Linked DNA regions of Homo sapiens: region 1 is linked to region 2. Evidence: chromatin loops called from intact Hi-C (ENCODE). Cell type or tissue: heart right ventricle. All regions are shown on one strand.

Evidence for each region. A loop is a pair of places that touch in the nucleus more often than their neighbours do. Peaks named below come from ENCODE experiments on the same cell type or tissue, not always from the same donor. Only the 100,000 strongest peaks of a DNase experiment are listed, where the experiment ranks them.
Region 1: it touches region 2 in a loop (12-fold over the local background); 53 of 110 quality-filtered maps call a loop at or near these places.

What each region holds. Positions count from the first base shown.
Region 1 is chr11:76,315,929-76,320,928 of GRCh38, forward strand. It overlaps LOC105369395 (a long non-coding RNA gene), which reads left to right. Exons shown (of 5, transcript XR_950333.3): 5 at 4,552-4,731. Among named protein-coding and RNA genes, the nearest start is that of THAP12, 63 kb to the right of the region's middle. RefSeq lists an enhancer at 3,141-3,200. In heart right ventricle, CTCF peaks have their summits at 3,034 (motif pointing left) and 3,238; a DNase peak (open chromatin) is centred at 3,033; H3K27me3 peaks cover 795 bases.
Region 2 is chr11:75,801,090-75,806,089 of GRCh38, forward strand. DGAT2 (diacylglycerol O-acyltransferase 2) reads left to right here. Exons shown (of 8, transcript NM_032564.5): 8 at 1-445. Among named protein-coding and RNA genes, the nearest start is that of UVRAG-DT, 11 kb to the right of the region's middle. In heart right ventricle, a CTCF peak has its summit at 2,334 (motif pointing right); DNase peaks (open chromatin) are centred at 836 and 2,322; H3K27ac peaks cover 946 bases.

The DNA.
Region 1 (5,000 bases), 510 kb after region 2:
AGGCTGGGCATGGTGGCTCACGCCTATAATCCCAGCACTTTGGGAGGCCGAGGCGGGTGGATCACTTGAGGTCAGGAGTTTAAGACCAGCCTGGTGAACGTGGTGAAACCCAGTCTCTACTAAAAATACAAAAATTAGTTGAGTATGATGGTGGGTGCCTGTAATCCCAGCCACCCAGAAGGCTGAGGCAGGAGAATCACTTGAACCCAGGAGGCAAAAGTTGCAGTGAGCCAAGATAGCGCCACTGCACTCCAGTCTGGTGATAGAGCAAGACTCTGTCTCAAAAGAAAAAAAAGATGGGCCAGGCGCAGTGGCTCAAGCCTGTAATCCCAGCACTTTGGGAGGCTGAGGCGGGTGGATCACGAGGTTAGGAGTTGAAGACCAGCCTGGCCAACATGGCGAAACCCCATCTCTACTAAAAATACAAAAATTAGCCAGGCGTGGTGGCAGGTGCCTGTAATCACAGTTGCTTGGGAGGCTGAGGCGGAGAACTGCTTGAACCTGGGAGGCGGAGATTGCAGTGAGCCGAGATCGCACCACTGCACTCCAGTCTGGGCGACAGAGCGAGACTCTGTTTCAAAAAAAAAAAAAAAAGAAGAAGAAGCTGCAGCTGCCCAGCCAAAGAGGCTGCACCAAATGACCACCAAAGGGCTCCCTAAAGGATCTGAACACTTGCCTTGGAAGAACAGGAGGGAGTGTGCTTTGTGCCGTAACCAAGTCAGACTTTTCAGGAGTTCTTGGTTCTGGGCCTGTGTTCGTTGTGGGATGTGGGCAGGCCCAACCCTTTCTGAGCCTGAGACACCAAGGGCCCTTCTACCTTTGACTTCTATGTAGCATCAAAACTGGGCACCCAAATACAGAGGCCCCTTGGGGGACTTCAGGCTAAAATTTCCCTTATTGATGCCTAGAGAGGAACAGGGATAAGATCAAGGTCATGCAGCAAGTTGAGGACACTCCCATCATTGGTACAGTGACCTAGAATCCTGAGTCCACTCTGCTGGCCTCTGCGTTTGCCCTTCCATGCTCCTGGGTTTTTCTGCAACAAATATTTGCAGTTTGTTACCATGGTTTTTTGTTTTGTTTTGTTTTTTTCTGAGGCAGAGTTACTCTGTCACCCAAGGTGGAGTGTAGTGGTGCAATCTTGGCTCACTGCAGCCTCGACCCGCCAGGCTCAAGCAATCCTCCCACCTCAGTAGCTGGGACTACAGGTGCATGCCACTGCTCCCAGGTAAATTTTGCATTTTTAGTAGAGATGGGGTTTTGCCATGTTGGCCAGGCTGGTCTCCAACTCCTGGGCTTAAGCGATCCGCCCACCTCAGCCTCCCAAAGTGCTGGGATTACAGGCATGAGCCACTGCACCCAGCTCGTTACCACATTCTGCCCACCTATCTTCATGGGCAGCCCATCACTGCTTACTTCTTGCTTCCAGGCACCCAGCCTACTGACCACAGGGCCCCTTGAAAGGCCTTGGTATTAACATTTTGGCCGGGCCTGATCCCAGACCATGTGCTGCTTGCCCCACTGGGCCTTGCCTCTCCCTGGATCACTGGGTCGGCCTCTTGGCTGGCCTCCAGCTGCTGGTCTCTACCTCACAGCAGCCACAGAAGTGCTTCTGGTACTCAAGTCTGCCCAGGTCCCTGCCTGACTTGGAACAACTGGAGACTTCCCATGCTCTAAAACAGGGAGGGAACCTGACTTCTTGAGGGCGCAGGCACCTGAGTGGCCTCCTGATAGCTCCACATTAGCTTTGCTCAGACCCTGGGAGATTTGGCCGCTGCTGCCCTGTAGCTCCTGGGAGCAGTCTCACCATGCTGAGCCCATCCCTTTAGCTGCCTGTGGCCTTGCTATGCCAGGCAGCCTGATGAGCCTGGTTTCTATCACTCTCTTGCTGTGTGACTTTAGGCAAGTCACCTCTCCTCTCTGTGCTTCACTCTCTTCTGCAAAACAGAGTTAGTAATTCCAGTGTGACCCCACCAAGCTGTTGTTAGGATTTCGAGGCTGTGCATGGAAGTACCAGCACGGTGCCTGGCCCATTGCGGTGTACCGTGATCTGGTAAGGATGCTCTCAGAGTGCACCTGTCATTCAGTCATTCATCCAAAAGGACAGCACAAAGCTCCCATGGGGGCCAAGCCCCGTGCCACGGGGAGCAATGTGAATCAGGTGCCAGAGTCCCCACCCTGAAGGCGCTCTGGGTGATTCAGCAGAGAAGATGGGTGCAGGGACCCTCAGTCACACAGTGTGGTCACAGCTGTGGCAGCCCAGAAGGGGCACCTAAGCCCCCATACCTTGGAGGACCCCACTGAGTCATGGAAGGTGAGAAAGAGTGCGACATTAGGATCGGCATGGATAAGTCATGACGGCCAGGGTGAGCAGGGGCCTGGGAGCCCAGAGCAGATCTGCATCTGCTAAGCAGCATTTAGGGATGATGGGGGGCAGGGAAGGGTTTAACGGAGTGGGGGTGGTGATCGCTGGATCTGTGTGTGAGGGAAAATCCCTGGGCTGGGTGGGGGATGGATGGGGTGGGGAAAGGTATGGGCAGGCATGGAAGAGACAACACAGCCATCTGTGAGGAGGCTGGGACAGTGGTCCAGGCCAGGTAGATGGTGGGAACCGAGAGGAGAGGGGGCAATGGGGAGGGCAAGAGGAGGCAAACGGGAGGGATTTAGGAGAGGGAAGGGATGGGATGAACTCCCACATCAGGCACTGGAACCACCCCTGAGCTACTAACCCATTCAGTGACTCAGGCAAGCCCCTCCCCCTTGGGGGCCTCAGTTTACCTACATGTGAAATAGGACATGGGCCAGAAAATCCCTGGAGGCCCTCTCTACTCACACATCCTGTGGCTCTGTAAAGCAAGTGGCCTTCCCTGCTTCTGGAGGAGGAGGAGCAAAGCCCATCCCCACCCTACCCCTCCAAGCCTCATCCCTGGAGATGGGGCCCAAGCCCCAGGGCCAAGTGGGACAAGGGGTCTGACCCACTTAGGTGAGGGCAGGTAGCAGCGCCCTGGAGGCTGCATACACAGAGCTGCAGCGCCACCTACTGTCCATGTGGGAAGAGGCCACCAGTCCCAGGAGCCCGGCTCTGACCTAAATAAATCCCAGTGGACTGAAGCACAGCTAAGAGTTCCTACCTGGGCCCACTGGCCCAGTTCCCTCCCCGCCACCCCCAGGTCTCTCCAGATGGCTCGATGAATGCAAGATGCTTCCTTCTGTAATGGATTCTGACCACATCATTCTCTTGCTCAGAAACCTTTCATGGTTCCTCACTGCCCTTGGAGTCCATGCTTGCTCCTTAGTTGGCATTCAAGGCTCTTCCCATCCGGGCCTCTGCTGACCTCTGATGCCCCATTTCCTATACAGCAAAATACTCACCAGCTCCTTAAACGTTCCATACTTTCCCCAGTCTTGTGGCTTTGTATTAGGTTGGTGCAAAATTGCAATTTTTGCCTTTAGTCAACAGCAAAAACCACAATTACTTTTGCACCGACCAATATATATTCTTTTTTTTTGTGTTGAAACAGAGTCTTGCTCTGTCGCCCAGGCTGGAGTGCAATGATGTGATCTCAGCTCACTGCAACCTCCACCTCCCAGGTTCAAGCAATTCTCCTGCCTCAGCCTCCCGAGTAGCTGGGATTACGGGCACACCTCACCACGCCCAGCTAATTTTTGTATTTTTAGTAGAGACGAGGTTTCACCATGTTGGTCAGGCTGGTCTCGAACTCCTAACCTCGTGATCCACCCACCTCGGCCTCCCAAAGTGCTGGGGTAACAGGCGTGAGCCACTGCGCCTGGCCCCCGATATATATTCTTGCCTCTGCTTGAAATAACTTTCTCTGCCTTCTTGGCTTAAAAACCAGTGCAGGCCAGGCGTGGTGGCTCACACCTGTAATTCCAGCACTTTGGGAGGCCGAGGAGGGTGGATCACTTGAGGCCAGGAGTTCGAGACCAGCCTGGTCAACATGGTGAAACCCTGTCTCTACTAAAACAACAAAAATTAGCCAGGGGTGGTGGCACATGCCTGTAGTCCCAGCTGCTCTGAGGTTGAGCAAAAGAATTGCGTAAACTGGGAGGTGGAGATTGCAGTGAGCCGATATGGTGCCACTGCACTCCACCCTGGGCAACAGAGCAAGACTCCATCTCAAACAAAACAAAAAGTGCCAGTGCAAAGTCACCTCCTCCATGAGTTGCCTTCCTCAATATACCTTTCTCCCCAAGTTCACTACTGGGCACACAGCCTGCTCTCGATAAAAGTTCAATCCCATCTTCCTCTGGGTCCCCATAGTTCCTGTGCTGTCCTTTATCCCTGCATAGGCCAGGAATGTTTCTGTACCCATCTCTTGCCCTCCCCAGGCTCTGAGCTCAAGGGAAGAGACTGTGTGTGACCCATTGCTTCTCAGCATAAGGTCTGGTGTTCAATACATTTGCATTTATTAAGCATCTACTATGTGCCATTAGACTAGATGTTTTCCCGTGCTTTACCTCATTATAGACTTAAGTCACCTGTGTTGAACATGGGAGTCTTGACCACTTTGTTCCTGCTCTTCCTGTCAGCCAAAATGCCTTCCCATGAGCTTGCCACATAACCATGGGTGGCTCACTGGACTTTCATCTGGGCAAAGAGAAGGGTGTGCTGACACTACTCATGGCTCCTTCATCTGGGACCTACCCAAATCCCGTGGCTTTGCTCACAATCATCTGATCCTGTTGTGCCCAAGATGCCTGCTCCCATGCCTGGATACCTGCTGCAGCTGCTCCAAGCCAGGACCCTGCCAATCTGTCATTTTAGATCTTCAGCTCTGGGTTGGTCTTCCAGGTGCCTCTGCCTCCCAAGGAAACCCAAGGAACTCCGCCAGAAAGGGAATGCCTAAAAGAGCAGCAGTGGGGACTGTAGGGGTCCTCCTGCCTGCCCCTTTGTTATCCAGAGTGGGGCCCTGACTTGCCTGAAGTCACACAGGGACTCCGGTATTCCAATCCTCGGCCTTAAGATCGCTGCTATCCGG
Region 2 (5,000 bases):
CCAGGATGAGGATGGGGGTGGCAATGACACCCTGCAGGGGAAAGGACTGCCCCCCATGCACCATTGCAGGGAGGATGCCGCCACCATGAGCTAGGTGGAGTAACTGGTTTTTCTTGGGTGGCTGATGACATGGATGCAGCACAGACTCAGCCTTGGCCTGGAGCACATGCTTACTGGTGGCCTCAGTTTACCTTCCCCAGATCCTAGATTCTGGATGTGAGGAAGAGATCCCTCTTCAGAAGGGGCCTGGCCTTCTGAGCAGCAGATTAGTTCCAAAGCAGGTGGCCCCCGAACCCAAGCCTCACTTTTCTGTGCCTTCCTGAGGGGGTTGGGCCGGGGAGGAAACCCAACCCTCTCCTGTGTGTTCTGTTATCTCTTGATGAGATCATTGCACCATGTCAGACTTTTGTATATGCCTTGAAAATAAATGAAAGTGAGAATCCTCTATGAGTTATTGCTGGGGCTGCATCTGCATCTGCTGCTGACACCTGGGGAAGACTGGGTCCCCAGCTGGCTGCCCTCTGAGCCCTCTAGCCCCTTGCACCTTTGGCCCACATGACCCTGCCATGGTGTGTAAGTTACCTGTCACTGTGTAACAAACTACTTCAGAGCTCAGTGGCTTCCAACAGCATCTGTTGTCTCCCAGTTCCAAGTCACGATTTGAGGCTTGGCTTGGTCCTCCACTCAGGGTTTCTCACAGGGCTGCAGTTGTCTTGGAGCCGGGCTGAGGAAGGATCCACTCCCAAGGCCGTTCCTGCAGTTGTTCGCAGGATTGACTTCCTCACTGGCTGTTGACAGAGGCCACTTTCAGTTCCTTGCCACATGGGCCTTTCCATGGGGTAGCTCACGGCACACCAGCTTACTTAGCAAGAAGAGCCAGTGAGTGGAGTGAAGTGTGCGAGCAAGACGGAAGTCCCAGGCCCTTATAACCTAACCTGGGAAGTGATATCCTGTCACTTTTGCCATATTCTGTTCATTAAATGAACATTGCTCGGTCCAGCTCCCACTGGACGGGAGGGGATTACACCAGGGAATGGATGCCAGGGGGCAGGGGTCATTGGGAGCCACTTGACATGATGCCTACCATGTGGTAAAGGGCTCCTGTCCAGCTGGGGGGCCCTTGGGTGGCTGAGCTGGAAGGCTCCTTATGGGTCACTCAAGCTGTGTTCCCTGCCCCTGGCCTCAGCTCTACCAAAAAGGCAGAGGCCTGGCCTGCTGTCACCCTAGCGATTACAAGATGCCACCTCTTTTCTAATTCCTTTCTGTTCAGTGAGTACTAAGCACCTGGGAACCCTTCCTAGCCGAGACCAAAGGACCTTGTTCTAACTTCCTTACTGCCAGAACTGTCCTGCCTGTCCTTGCTGTTCATCCCCCTCAGGGCCAACTCCTCTGTGCCAGAAACTGTGAGAGAGCTACTTGGGAGCAGAGACAAACATTGGGAACAGCTGAAGATACGCAGGGTGGCCAGAGCTGTGCCAGAAGCCCCAGCCTGCCCGGGGGTGCGTCACTGAGGAAAGAACGCCTGAGCTGGGCCTTGAAGGGCGGCTGAGAGTCGCCAGGAAAGGAAGGCAGTGAAGGGCAGAGCAGTAGGGGAAGGATAGGGAGGCCTGATTGGAAAAACATTGCCGGTTTGAAAGATGGAGGAGGCAGAGACAGCAGTGGGGCTTAGCTTGGAAGGGTGGGGAGCTGGTGTCTCCAGAGTTTCTATGTGGGCAGAAAGGCAGAGCAGTGGGAGGAGTGCTGGGAGGGGACAACAGAGGCTGGCTTCTAGCGCCAGGCAGGCCTCAGGCTAGAGTGCTCAGGTCAGAGGATAGCCATTTCCTTTCGGATGGGGTAAAGGCCTTTTTTCTGGTGAGGGTCTCAGCATCACCCCAGCCCCAGCCTGAGGCTGACCCAAGGCTGGACTGCAACCTCAGTCTCTGGCTTCAAGTCAAGCCCTGGCCCTAACGAAGCTACTCCACCAAGGTAGGCTGTTATTCTCAAGCACTGCTTTTTGTGAAGAGTGAGCACCTTCTGTGTACTGGGGAACTCCGCCATCTGCCTAAGAAGAACAGGGACAATAACTGGGTCCCAAATCTCAGACAGATGCCCTCAGTGGCCTGATCAGAGCTGAGACCACCCTGGTCTTAAGCTGTGCATAGGGCAGGGGGGACTCTGATAGGTTCTGTGAACATTGCCTTGGGATGGGAGTTGTTACCTTGGGAGAAGGAACTGGAACCGCCTTTCCCCCGAAGACCACCTGCCCCTGGGTGTAGTGGTGAGGGCAGCACTTTGAGACTGAAGATGGTCAGTTCCATGATTCTGTCTGTGGTTCCCAGATACAGCCACAAGGGGGCACTGAAGATGGCTCTCAGGCATAGGCCACACTGCGACTTAGGCTTGCTTTCCACATTTTCACATCTCTCCAGCTCCTTACCCAGGCTAAAAGCTAGGGTGTTTCACAGATAAAGATATTTATTAGGTCAAATTGGCTTATCACGTTGTTCAAATATCCTCTTTCTTTGTTGGTCTTCTGCCTAATTGTTCTATCCATTATTCAGAGCAGGGTATTGAATTCTCCAACTGTTGTTATTGATTGATGTCTCCCTCCAGTTCTGTCAGTTCTTGCTTCATGTGTTTTGGGACTCTGCCGTTACCTGCATGCGTGTTTATAACATGTTTATGTTATGTCTTCCTGATGAATCCACGCTTTATCATTATAAAATGCTGCTCTTTGTAGTAACAGTTTCTGTCTCTAAGTTTACTGTGTATAACCTACATTGGTACAGCGACCCCAACACTCTTTTGTTCCTATTTGCATGACATGTCTTTTCTATCCTTTCCCTTTCAACTTATTTGTGTCTTTGAATATAAAGTGCGTTGTAGACATAATAGTGTTGGATATTTTTTATATCCACATTTCTACTCTTTGCCATATGATTGTTTAGTCTCTTTACATTTAATATAATTATAAGGTGGGATTTACATCTGTCATTTTGCTATTTGTTTTCTGTGTGTCTTATTTTTTTATTCCTCACTCTTTCCATTACTGCCTTCTTGTGTGTTAGACAACTGTTTTCTAATATACTATTTTAATTATCTTCTTGTTTCTGTATATTTTTGAGTTATTTTCTTAGTGGTTGGTTGACACTTTAGTCCAGATTAATACAAATTAAGATTAACATCTTAATTTCTCCATCATTTGGACAGGGTAGCTTGAGAGAAAAGAGGGGCAGGCCATATAAGAATGGTGTAGTGGGTTGAATAGTGGCCCACACAATATGTCCACATCCTAATTCCTTGAACCTGTGAATGTAGTCTTATTTGGAAAAAAGGGCCTTTGCAGATAAAATTAAGTTAAAGATTTCAAGATGAGGTAATACTGAATATCTAGGTGGGACCCAAATTCAATGATAGGTGTTCTTAGAAGAACAGGCCAGGCGCAGTGGCTCATCGCTACAATCCCAACGCTTTGGGAGGCCGAGGCAGGAGAATTGCTCAATCCCAGGAGTTCGAGACCAGCCTGGGCAATGTAGTGAGACCAGCCTGGCCAACATGACAAAGCCCCGTCTCTACTAAAAATACAAAAATTAGCCAGGTGTGGTGGTGCACACCTGTAGTCCCAGCTACTTGGGAGGCTGAGGCACAAGAATTGTTTGAATCCAGCTGGGCGCAGTGGCTTACGCCTGTAATCCCAGCACTTTGGGAGGCTGAGGTGGGCAGATCACCTAAGGTCGAGAGTTCCAGACCAGCCTGACCAACATGGAGAAACCCCGTCTCTACTAAAAAATACAAAATTAGCTGGGGTGGTGGTGCATGCCTGTAATCCCAGCTACTCGGGAGGCTGAGGCAGGAGAATCGCTTGAACCCGCTTGAACCTTGGAGGTTGCAGTGAGCCAAGATCACGCCATTGCACGCCAGCCTGGGCAACGAGAGCGAAAGTCCGTCTAAAAAAGAAAAAAAAAAAGAATGTTTGAACCCGGGAGGTGGAGGTTGCAGTGAGTGGAGATTATGCCACTGCACTCCAGCCCGGGCAACAGAGCAATACTCTGTCTCAAAAAAAAAAAAAAAAAAAAAAAATAGAGGCAGAGATTGGGAGTTGTGTAGGCATAAGGCAAGGAACACCTGGAGCCACCAGAATCTGGAAGGGGCATTGAAGGATTCTCTCCTCGAGCCTTCTAAGAGAGCACAGCCTTTGATTTTGGACTTCTGGACTCCAGAACTGTGAGAGAATAAATTTCTGTTTTAAGCCACCCAGTTTGTGTCTTAAACTAATACAGTGACTTTAATATATTTATACCACCTGATAGAGAAGTTGGACCAGAGGATGACAACCTCTAGTCTTCTCACAAATCAAATATTTCACTTTTGTTTCCATGGGGTGGACTGCAAGTTTGGAAGACACTCTTCCCTAGTACTTCTGAGAGGGTGGAATATTTTCCCATTTAAAGAGTTATAATGGGATTATGAGGAGGAGAAAAGTGGAGACTTCCCCGACCCCCTGCTTCCACCACCATTTTTACAGCAAACGCATGCTTCATATATTTATTTCAAACTTCTTTTTCATATTCCTGTTTCCCTTCCTTGCAAACTCTTTTTCAAAATATTTTTTACCACTTTCCGTTTAGGGAGTTTTGTTTCATATATTTTCATCTAATTTTTTAAATCATACATACACATTTTATTTCTTATGTTTTTTATGTATCATTAAATCACACTAACATACATCTTAAAAAGTTTCTTCTCTGAAGTATCAAATGATTTTTGAGATTTATATTTACTTTTGATGAAAACTAATATGTCAAAGTATTTTTCTTCTATTAAACATGAACAGTATATCTTTTCATTCAATGTATATGATATAAAAATATATTCCAAGAAAGTATGACTTCGCTATATAAATGTATTGAAAATATATGCAGTAACACTATTTCATTAGAGGCAGTAAAATGTAGGATTAACAACACTGGAGTTAGACTGCTTTAGAATCCCAGCTCGAAACTCAGAACATGTGACTGCCT